Linked DNA regions of Homo sapiens: all the other regions are linked to region 1. Evidence: chromatin contacts called from ENCODE Hi-C or POLR2A ChIA-PET data. All regions are on one chromosome and are shown on one strand. The core of a region is the stretch at or near the end of the contact, and the rest is flanking DNA. Distances in the headings are between cores, read along the strand shown. Region 1 holds the start of MIR17HG (miR-17-92a-1 cluster host gene). Region 2 overlaps ABCC4 (ATP binding cassette subfamily C member 4 (PEL blood group)). Region 3 holds the start of UGGT2 (UDP-glucose glycoprotein glucosyltransferase 2).

The links. Hi-C counts contacts between places; a loop is a spot of excess contacts on that map. ChIA-PET counts read pairs that join two places held with the same protein, here RNA polymerase II (POLR2A). Pooled maps may share reads with other maps.
Region 2: a loop to region 1 is called in a map with no recorded cell type, with 8 times the contacts of the local background. The contact joins the enhancer-like site here to the promoter of MIR17HG in region 1. A Hi-C loop is called at or near these places in 3 of 37 single-sample maps with no recorded cell type and 3 of 50 pooled maps. POLR2A ChIA-PET finds 5 or more read pairs at or near these places in 2 of 52 experiments (A673 and BJ).
Region 3: a loop to region 1 is called in a pooled map, with 28 times the contacts of the local background. The contact joins the promoter of UGGT2 here to the promoter of MIR17HG in region 1. A Hi-C loop is called at or near these places in 2 of 37 single-sample maps with no recorded cell type and 8 of 50 pooled maps. POLR2A ChIA-PET finds 5 or more read pairs at or near these places in 1 of 52 experiments (T-cell).

What each region holds. Positions count from the first base shown.
Region 1 is chr13:91,345,557-91,349,312 of GRCh38, reverse strand. MIR17HG (miR-17-92a-1 cluster host gene) reads right to left here and starts at 1,626. Exons shown (of 3, transcript NR_197388.1): 1 at 1,354-1,626. RefSeq lists enhancers at 1-40, 41-588, 2,058-2,137 and silencers at 138-1,127, 1,178-1,957.
Region 2 is chr13:95,225,471-95,228,862 of GRCh38, reverse strand. The region is part of intron 4 of ABCC4 (ATP binding cassette subfamily C member 4 (PEL blood group)); the gene reads left to right. Among named protein-coding and RNA genes, the nearest start is that of SNORD13G, 17 kb to the right of the region's middle. RefSeq lists a silencer at 1,974-2,268. Within about 2 kb of position 1,387, at least 5 of the 41 ENCODE cell types and tissues checked have a DNase peak (open chromatin) inside an H3K27ac peak, as active enhancers do.
Region 3 is chr13:96,051,288-96,054,828 of GRCh38, reverse strand. UGGT2 (UDP-glucose glycoprotein glucosyltransferase 2) reads left to right here and starts at 1,428. Exons shown (of 39, transcript NM_020121.4): 1 at 1,428-1,674. The coding sequence starts at 1,517. RefSeq lists an enhancer at 1,167-1,666.

The sequences.
Region 1 (3,756 bases), core at 377-2,876:
AGTTGTTTCTCCAACTGCTGTGGTCCTGATGGCATGCCGTTAATTTTCTCTTTTGGTGATATTGCAACGACGAGCCTGCCTTTTTCAGTTCCTTTTCCCTTTGCTGCAGTTTAGGAACAGAAGACCGGGCAGGAACACCCGAGACTGCAAAGTGCCCGCCACGCTCATGGAGCCCGGGCCGGCAGCACATGTCGCACAAGGGGGAGCGCGGCCCTGCGATTCTCCGCGTAGCCGCCAGGGGGCGGCGGGTCAGAGTCAGGCCCCGCCGGACGCGGCAACCCCCCCAACCCGTTTCCCGGCGGCAGCCGCGCGGCGACCGGCGGCGCCGAGGCCCGAGTGCGGCGGGGACGCGGGCGCGCCGCCCCTCCTTTGTGTCCCCCAGCCCCCCCGAGCCCGGCCCAGAGGGGCGGGGGCTCCGCGGCCGCGGTGCCCGTCGCACGCGGCCCGAGGCCTAAGCCGGGAACAATCGGCGGCGGCGCGCAGTCGCCGCCATGTCCCCCGCCCTCACCCCCGTGCAGCCCGCCCCGCAGGAACATGGCGGCGGGGACGCCGCTCCCGCCGAGCCGGGCTGGCCCTCCCGCGCCACACTCCCAGCAAGCGGCCGGGCGCAGGCGGCTCCACGCCGCGGCTGAGGCCGACTGCGGCCTCCTCCGAGGGCCACGGCGGGGAAGTTGCGGGCCCCGCCCCGAGGCTGCCCACGCGGGCTAACAAAGCCCACGCGGAGCGGGGGTGGCGCCCAGGCCGCGCCGATCTCGGCGCCCCTCCGCCCACCCTCGCGCGTACAAAGTTTGGGGAACCGCGGGCTCCCGCCCACGCCACGCCGCCCGCTGGCGCGCAGGTACCTCGTGGGCGCGCCCCCTCCCGGCCCGCGGCCTGCCCCATGTGCCGCCGCCGCCGCCGCTTTGTTCTGGAGGCGCTTTAACTCTCGCCCTCGGGAGAAACTTTCCTACCCAGAGACCCCACGCCCCGCGCGCGCCCCGGGCCCCGGAGAAGGCACGGGCCTCGCACGTCCTCTCCCCGAGGGGCCATTGTGTTCGCCGTCCGCCCACCCGCCTTCGGGTCGGCCCAGGCAGGGTCTGCGCGGGTCCCGGGCGCGGCCGCCACGCGCACGCCGCCCCCTCCCACCCTCCCGCCCCGGCCCTGCCCCCCTCCGCCGGCCCGCGGGCGAGCGAGGGGGCAGCCAGATGCGGCTGCCACACGCCGGGGCGGCCAACGGCCGAGACCCGCCCCGGCCACGCCGCCGCCGCCACGCTGCCCCGGGCCAGTCCGCCCCGGGCCGCTCCGCCCCGCCCGCCAGACCCGGGCCGCACACAACAGGTTTCCCTCCGTCGCCGGAGGGGCGGGCAGACTCACCAGGAGGAGTAGCCGCCACCATCTTCGGCTGGCCGGCCGCGGGCTCCTGCTCCCGCCTCCCCGCCCGCCTGCGCTTTACTACGACCGGAGGCCCCAGGCCGGGGGTGCGGCCGGCCGGCCCGCCCCGCGAGGAGAGCTTCGCGGAGGAGCGCGAGCCCCGGCGGCGCTGCGGTAGTCGTCCCCACCCCCTCGGCCTCGCCCGAGGGCGCGAAGTGGCGCGAAGGCGCAGGTCGGGCGGCGGCGGCGGCACCTCGAAGGACCATGTGGGTGAATGAAGGGCGGCGGCTCCCGCCTCAACGTAAATACGGACAAGCCCCACTCCCTCATTAGCATAAAAAACAAAGTACTTCCGACCTCCCCGCCCGCCCGCCAATCACCGCAGGCCCCGCCCACGGCGGCTCGTTCTTGGCGGCCGGGAGAGCGGGAGCCGGGAGCCGCTGGCGGCGCCGCGCAGCCTTCCCCGGGCCGCGCTCCCCCGTGGCCCGCCCACCGCCGCCAGCCTCGCGGAGCGCCTCGCCCGAACACCTCGCGCCACGCCTCCGGCACGCCCTCCGTTAACAAGCTCTGCGCGCGTGCAGACCCCCGCGCGCCGCACACCCTCCTGGAAGCGCACGCTTCCCGGGGCTTCCTGGGAGCCCTGCTCTCCCTGGGACTCGACGTGTACGCTGTGCGATCACAGTTTATTACTTTACCGGCCCTTGGTGGGTTTCCGAGGTAATTAGGGGCCTGCTCCAGGCCAACCGGAACCAGAGAAGTAAAATCCAGTGACTTTAACATCGAAACAGAATTACTCGCTGCAAAGATCGTTTGAGACCCAGAAATAAATACATTACACCCGACACTCTTGTGAATGCACACTTCGTGGCAATGTGTTTCCTTAACCTGGCCGCGTGTAAACCAAAACGCATGCCCGAGCAGAGGTTTCACAGCTGCAGTACCTGAGCCTCCCCTCTCATGCCCAGCTGCATTTAGTAAGAACTCTGGGTTCTCCAGTAGAAATAGCATAGCTCGGAAAGAACCTCATAAACAACCACAAAGCTGAGAAAAGAAGCCCAATCAGGAGCACCTCCTTCTTCACATTGTGGTTCAGGAAATTCCGGAATTCTCAGAAACATAATTGTTAAAAGTGAGGATTCATAACATTTACGAGAAATACAGCAATTATAAATTGGTTTAAATCTAGTAAGTAGCTACTGCAAAGCACATATCACTGGTTCGTGATTGTACAAGTCAACTGTAAAACACACATTACCAAAGGATGTCTTTAATGCCCCAATGTTAAAATTTTTGACATTCAAACCTTGACAGTATTGTCATTTACTGTCTTTGACTTATTTTATCATGCTTTGCTTAAATCCAATTGTCAAACTAGTGATGACATAAAAAATAGTGGATTAAAGTTTTGCTACTCTTTTTTTTATTGAGTCTAGTTTCTAGATATTCCTTTCTTTGTAAATCAAAATAAAAGGCCAAATCTGAAATTTTACAATATCTAATATTTCTGTAATATAGTCATTTATGAACGTTTCAAAGAGGAAAACACTGCTAATTTTATTACAAGTCTAATTTTACGTTACTTTTGGTCGGCATTGACTAATATGTCAATGCCTTTTTCTTTAAAACTTTATCTTCTGTTTCAAATTAGAATGGTTGAGGCGGGGGGATGTTGTGAGTAAGATTGTTCATCACACTCTCTGAATCATGGGAAATCCCACCTATATACAGGTTTCTTAGCAGGAGTTATTCATCTCATAGTTTCCTTCCAATTAAAGTCAACATTGAAATACTACTAGCTTTAAAAAGCTGTTTTTAGGTATCTCACTATATTTCTGTGGAAATCTGACATACAAGCAACTATTTTCTGTGACTACAGTATAAGAAATAATTCTTAATGTATACCCTTTTTTATGGTAATCAGGATTTTGGAAGACGCAAATTCATTTAAACCTACTGACTTGGAAATTCCAGAAAGTTTCAGAATTAGTAGGTTGCATTTTAAGGGTTTCGCTCATACTTCCTTTCAAAATTAATAAATTATCTTAAGTATAATTAGAATAATTGAAAACGTTTTAATCCCAAATGAATTTGAAGCTTAGCCAACTTGATGTTTTTTGGAAGTCACTACTAGTGAGAAACCTATCTTCCCTGATTTTAGGGGCCACACTTGGGTATACTTGATAACTAAAGGGAAGATTTTTGTGGTTATAATTTTGAAGATCACAAAAATATGTGAACTGCTAACAAATGCCTTCTGCAACCAAGGAATGTAAAAATAAAGCAATCTGAAATGCCAAAGTGAGACACACAGCCTTCTCAAGTCAGCTAAAACACAGTACTGTTTTACACAATCCAGAACATTCAGAACGTTTTAGATAAAATGAAAAGCTCAGTTCAACGTCAGAG
Region 2 (3,392 bases), core at 138-2,637, 3.9 Mb before region 1:
GTCTCGAACTCCTGGGCTCAAGGGATCCTCCTGCCTTGGCCTCCCAAAGTACCAGGATTACAGGTGTGAGCCACCACTCCTGGCTTTTTTTTTTTTTTCAAGACAGAGTCTTGCTCTGTCGCCCAGGCTAGAGCACAGTGGCATGATCTTAGTTCACTGCAACCTCCGCCTCCCGGGTTCAAGTGATTCCCATGCCTCAGCTTCCCAAGTAGCTGGGATTACAGGCATGGTGGTGCATTTTTGTATTTTTAGTAGAGACGGCATTTCACCATGTTGGCCAGGCTGGTCGCGAACTCCAAACCTCAGGTAATGCGCCTACATTGACCTCTCAAAGTGCTGGGATTACAGGTGTGAGCCACTGCGCCTGGCCTTGATCTTTTCCTTCTCTTTTCTTGGCATTGCTGCAGGGCAGGTATATTTTTAGGTCAGTGGTCAGAGCAGCAGACAGCCTCCTCTACCACAGACTGAGTAGGAAGTGGAAGGTGCCCTCCCATAATGCACAGAGAGGCTGGGCTTGTGCACCCTTCCCAAGTCATGTCTGCCGCCCTATGCAATAAGTAGAACCTGAAGTAAAAAAAATAAATGCACCGTCATGCGCTGATGGTGAGAAGATTGCAGCCACCTGTAGCTCTCTGGCTGCATCCCAGTCTTCCCACCCCGTCTCCCTCTGGGTTTTCTCAGTGGATGTGGACAGACAATTGATAGCAAATTTTGTCAGCAACTGAGCCATACAGTGTTGTGGTCTTAGTTTTAAAACAGAACTTTTGTTTTTATTTAAAGCTATTTTTATTTCACTGTAGACTGTATATTGCTTTATATTTAGACTGAATAGTATGAAATTACAGATATTCAGGGCCGGGTGCAGTGGCTCACACCTGTAATCCCAACACTATGGGAGGCCAAGGTGGGTGGATCACTTGAGGCCAGGAGTTCGAGACCAGCCTGACCAACATGGTGAAACCCCATCTCTACTAAAAATACAAAAATTAGCCTGGCATGGTGGTGCACGCCTGTGATCCCATCTACTTGGGAGGCTGAGGCACAAGAATTGCTTGAACCCAGGAGGTGGAGGTTGCAGTGAGCTGAGATCCGTGCCACCGCACTCCAGCGTGGGTGACAGAACAAGACTCTTCTTTAAAAAAAAGAAATTACATATATTCAACTCCTTTGGGCCTTTTTACAAAACTAGCAATTTCATATGGCTCAAACTAATCTTTTGTCTATTAGTCTGTAGATCGGTTTCCTTTCTGAAGATTCGTAGAGAGCCTCTTGACAGTGTTGTCAAAGTGAAACTGTGTGGTGTGTGTGGAAGTTATCTCCCTGGACACATGTGATACTTTGGTTGGACTTCCTCTTCTAATGTTATTTTCTAAGTTTCTGACAAAATTAGAATGACCCAGTAGTGCTTCTTACATTGTCCATAATACGTTAAAATTTTTGTTTCAAAAACTTTTCTCCCCCACAGTTTTTGGTTTTACTTCTGATGTGAACTTGAATTGTACCTGGGCATTTTGTGAGACATTAATCTCATCAAGGGACAATTTGTCAGTCTTCTAGTTTGCTAGGGAATAGCTTAAGAGGAGCCAAGTTAACTTTCCATAGCTTGGAGTTTGAGCTAAGAAAGCAAGTTAAGGAGGGAGGACTTGTTTTGTTTGGATTTTTCCAAGAGGAAATTTCTGCTGCTGGAGATTTAGGAGTGTCAGATGCGTCCCATCATCTGATAATTGTATTTGCTTCACTGGGGTGTGGGTGCAAACTGGAAGAAAATGCTTTAGCTCAGTGGTTCCTCAAACTGCTCTCTGTTGTATTCATGAGGGGAAATCTTTAAAATACCACTGGTGTCTGGACTCTTCCCCTAAACATTCTGATTTAATTGCTTTAGGGAAATTTTAAAAGCTCCTATGTGATACTAATAGGCCTCAAATATGTGTTCAGCTTAATTTTATGCTTTATAACTAAGACCTTCCAGTTCACAGAGATAGCATATGGGTTGCGGGTTTAATCCCCCTCATTGGTGAATAACTCCTTCGGACTTGTAGGTATAAACCTCAAGCATGGTAGCTGTTCATCAGCCCGAGTGTCCTACCATCTGGTCTGGGAATCTCATATGCAGGAGAGCCCGGGTGTTGAGTCAGGTGTCCAGGCACTTTGTAGAAGACTCCATGAAGTCCTCTAGTGGCAGATTGGCAAGGGTAGAGATTGAGTGTGGACTCTGAGAGCAATCATGGACTCAGAGCAGTCAGACCTGAGTTCACATCTCAGTGCTGTCATTTTCTAAGCTGTAAAATCTTAAGAGAAGCACATTCGCTTCCCAGGGCCAGTTTCCTGATAACAACTTGTTGAAGACTACTCTTTCCCCATTGAATTAAGTTGGAGAAAATGTAGATTAGATGGCCATTTATGTGTGAATCTTTTTCTGGATCCTCTATTCTGTTTTGTTGATCTATATTTTCTTTGTTTTACTTTAGTAGTCAGATGGATAGAATCTATTCTTTCTTCATAGCAAATTATCTTAATTACTATAGCTTTATAAATCAAATAGTGAAAGTTACCCAACCTGTTTTTCTTTTATGATTGTTTTGACTATTCTAAGTCTCTTGCATTTTCATATTGACTTTAGAATCAGCTTTTCAAGTTTTACAGGAAACTGTTGGGTTATGCATCTTGAATTCTAAGACATGGTCTTAGAATTCCAGATGAAGTAATTCCAGATGAAGTAATTGCCCTGTTGGAGAAGTAATTCTCCAACAGGGCAATTCTATCCACCTGACTATTAATGTTAAGAGTGGGCATCTTAACATTATTTAGATTTCCAGTCTAAGAAAATAGTGTATTTACCTATTCCTCAGTTATCTACATCTTTATACATTTCTTTTTCTTTTTTTTTTTTTTTTAAGTGGAGATGGAGTCTCAGTATGTTGCCCAGGATGATCTTCCTGAGCTCAATTGATTCTCCTGTTTCAGCCTGCCAAAGTGTTGGGATTACAGGCATGAGCCACTCACGCCAAGCCCTAGATCTTTAACTCTCCTTGTAATTATTAGGATAGAGGTCTTAAAGATCATTTGTTATATTTTTATATTTTATATTTTTATATTTTTATATTTGTTAGCATTTAAAAAAGAATGCCATAATTCAAAGTAGCATTTGTGCTGTTATAAATGGTATTTTATTTATTTATTTTATTTATTTTTTGAGACAGACTCTCGCTCTGTTGCCCAAGCTGGAGTGCAGTGGCACGATCTTGGCTCACTGCAACCTCCGCCTCCTGGGCTCAAGCAATTACCCTGCCTCAGCCTCCTGAGTAGCTGGGATTACAGATGCATGCCACTGCACCCGACTAATTTTTGTATTTTTAGTAGAGACGGGATTTTACCATGTTGGCCAGGCAGGT
Region 3 (3,541 bases), core at 179-2,678, 4.7 Mb before region 1:
CTATCACGTATTGGCCTTTTGTTTGTTTGTTTTTTTGAGACACGGTCTCCCTCTTTCGCCCAGGTTGGAGGGCAGTGGCGCAATCACCGTTTTCTGCAGCCTCTACCTCCTCGGCTTAAGCTACCTTCCCGCCTCGACCTTCCAAAGTGCTGGGACTACAGGCGTGAGCCACCATGCTCAGGCTTATTGGCACTTTTCTGTGCACTTTTAAATGTAATCCTCTAAATCACTCTTCTCCACCTTTCCTGTGCATAGGAATCACCTGTGGTTCCCGTTAAATTGGAGATCTTGATTCATTAGGTCTGGGGCGGGGCCTGAGCTTCTGCATTTCCATTGAGCTCACAGCTGAAGCCTACCCTGGACCACACCTTCCAATGGAAAAGGCTCCAGTGTGATTTCTAGCCACTAGTATTATCTGCGAACTTGGGAGAAATAAAATGCAAGTTCTCGGCCCCCGCAAGGGCTCTACTGAATCCGAAACACTGTGGGGAGGCCCACCACTCTGCAGTGTTTTAACAAGCAAGTGGTTAAAGTTTGAGAGCCACCCGTAAGTCACGGGTTTCCTAACATGATTGGACACTGGAATCACCTGCGGATTTTTTTTTTTTTTTTTTTTTTGAGACGGAGTCTCGCTCTGTTGCCCAGGCTGGAGTGCAGTGGCGGGATCTCGGCTCACTGCAAGCTCCGCCTCCTGGGTTCACGCCATTCTCCTGCCTCAGCCTCCCAAGTAGCTGGGACTACAGGCGCCCGCCACTACGCCCGGCTAATTTTTTGTATTTTTAGTAGAGACGGGGTTTCACCGTTTTAGCCAGGATGGTCTCGATCTCCTGACCTCGTGATCCGCCCGCCTCGGCCTCCCAAAGTGCTGGGATTACAGGCGTGAGCCACCGCGCCCGGCCTGCGGATTTTAACTAATACTACTGATGCCGCATCTCACCCCCCCTCCCGAGATTCTCAGGTACGGGGCGTGGCCTTGGCGGCGGCCTTATAAAAGCTCTCCCAGGTGATTCCAACCTGTAGTAACACTTGAGAACTGCGTGAGGTGGGGACTTCAACTTTAACTGGACTTATTTTCCTCCTATGTAAAAGGTGGACAATATGCAAGTGGTCCTGACTTTGCTTCCAGATTTTGGCAACTCCAGAGCCCTAGTTCGGTCTGGAGAGCCAGCTTCCCGCCCCGTGTCCTAAGGCCTCTGTCCGAGAACCCAAAGTCCTGGGAATGGACCCGCGGGAGCGGACCCGCGGGAGCATCTGTGACGCCGCTCAGCAACCCGGCGCCGCCCCGGCGGCTCCGACGTGGCCCAGTGTCCGGCTGGCGTGGGCTCTCCAGGCCGCACCCACTAAACCGCGCCGGAGCGGGACACGCATGCGCCGGTCTGGACCCGGCACCCAGTAACGGACTCGAGCTCCTCCCACCGGAAGTGGGCAGCCGCGCAGCGGGAAGAGCCGGCCGAAGCGTGGCGGCCACAGACTGTGGGTACCGGGTCCGAGGGACTCGCGCTTTTCTCTCCGTGCCATGGCGCCAGCGAAAGCCACGAACGTGGTGCGGCTGCTACTAGGCTCCACAGCGCTGTGGCTTTCGCAGCTCGGCTCCGGGACGGTCGCCGCGTCCAAGTCGGTGACTGCCCACTTGGCCGCGAAGTGGCCCGAGACCCCGCTGCTGCTGGAGGCAAGGTGGGTGCGGGCCGGGCCCTCGTCCGGGCGGGTGTGGGCGCGCTGCCACCCTCAGCCGCGCTTTCTTCGTGCTCGCAGCGGGTGTCTGGCTCCCACCCGGGTTCTCCAGACGCCCCCGCTCTGGCCCTGAGCATCACCACCTCCTTCCTTCCCGACCCGGGGCGGCTTCTCGGTTCCCGTGCAGCACTCACTTGCAGTTCCTTTCCCCCTCAGTCTTACTTTACCTACGATTTTTAAAGCTTCCCTGCCCTGCTTTAATACGTTGGGATGTATTAGCATTTACGCGTGGCACTTAACGCAAGAGCTTCTACTGGGGTAGGCAGTTCTGTTCAGACAGTGCTTAAAGTACCTAGTTTCGTAATGATGACATCATACCATCAGCTCCTAGGCTTACTATGGGGAGGGCAGCTTCCTGCAAGGTAATATTTTTCCTGTATCTCTTCCAACGGAATTAGTTCATGACCTGTCATTTACTCTGCAGAACAAAACTTGTAGCTATTGCATTTTGCCCTTTAGTATTCTAGTTGAGTAAAATTAGAAAGTTCTTTCTCTTAGCAAAAATGAAGTTTTACACCAATGACTTAATGGCTGTTCACCACAGCAACAGTGTGTGTCCCTAAAAAGAGACTCCATGACTCCACATAAGTTCATGTATTTGATGCTAAAAGTTCTTTTTTTTTTTCATTTCTATAGTTTATTGGGGAACAGGTGGTGTTTGGTTACATGAGTAAGTTCTTTAGTGGTGATTTCTGAGATTTTGGTACACCCATCACCCCATCAGTATATACACTGCACCCAATTTGTAGTCTTTTATCCCTCACTCCCTTCTCAACCTTTCCCCCGAGTCCCCGAAGTCCATTGTGTCAATCTTATGCCTTTGCATCCTCATAGCTTAGTTCCCACATATCAGTGAGAACATACTATATTTGGTTTTCCATTTCTGACTTACTTCACTTAGAATAATAGTCTCTAATCTCATCCAGGTTGCTGTGAATGCCATTAATTGATTCCTTTTTATGGCTGAGTAGTGTTCCATCATATATATGCCACAGTTTATCCACTCGTTGATTGATGGGTATTTGGATTGGTTCCACATTTTTGCACTTGTGAATTGTGCTGCTATAAACATACTTGTGCAACTATCTTTTTCATGACTTCTTTTCCTCTGGGTAGATACCTAGTAGTGGGATTGCTGGATCAAATGGTAGATCTACTCTTAGTACTTTGAGGACTCCCCACACTGTTTTCCATAGTGGTTATACTAGTTTACATTCCCACCAGCAGTGTAGAAGTGTTCCCTGTTCGCTGCATCCACGCCAACATCTATTATTTATTTTTATTTTTTTATTATGGCCATTCTTGCAGGAGTAAGGTGGTATCGCATTGTGGTTTTGATTTGTGTTTCCCTGATCATTAGTATGTTGAGCATTTTTTCATGTTAGCCATTTATATATCTTTTGAGAATTGTCTATTCATGTCCTTAGCCCACTTTTTGATGGGACTGTTTTTTTTTTCCTGCTGATTTGAGTTCCTTGTAGATTCTGGATATTAATCCTTTTTCAGATGTATAGATTGTGAAGATTTTCTCCCGTTTTGTGGGTTGTCTGTTTACTCTGCTGACTATTCCTTTTGCCGTGCAAAAGCTGTTTAGTTTAATTAAGTCCCAGCTATTTTTTTTATTATTATACTTTAAGTTCTAGGGTACATGTGCACAACGTGCAGGTACATAGATATACATGTGCCATGTTGGTGTGCTGCACCCATTAACTCATCATTTACATTAGGTGTATCTCCTAATGCTATCCCCCGCTCCCCCAACCCCACAACAGGCCCTGGTGTGTGATGTTCCCCATTGTGTGTCCAAGTA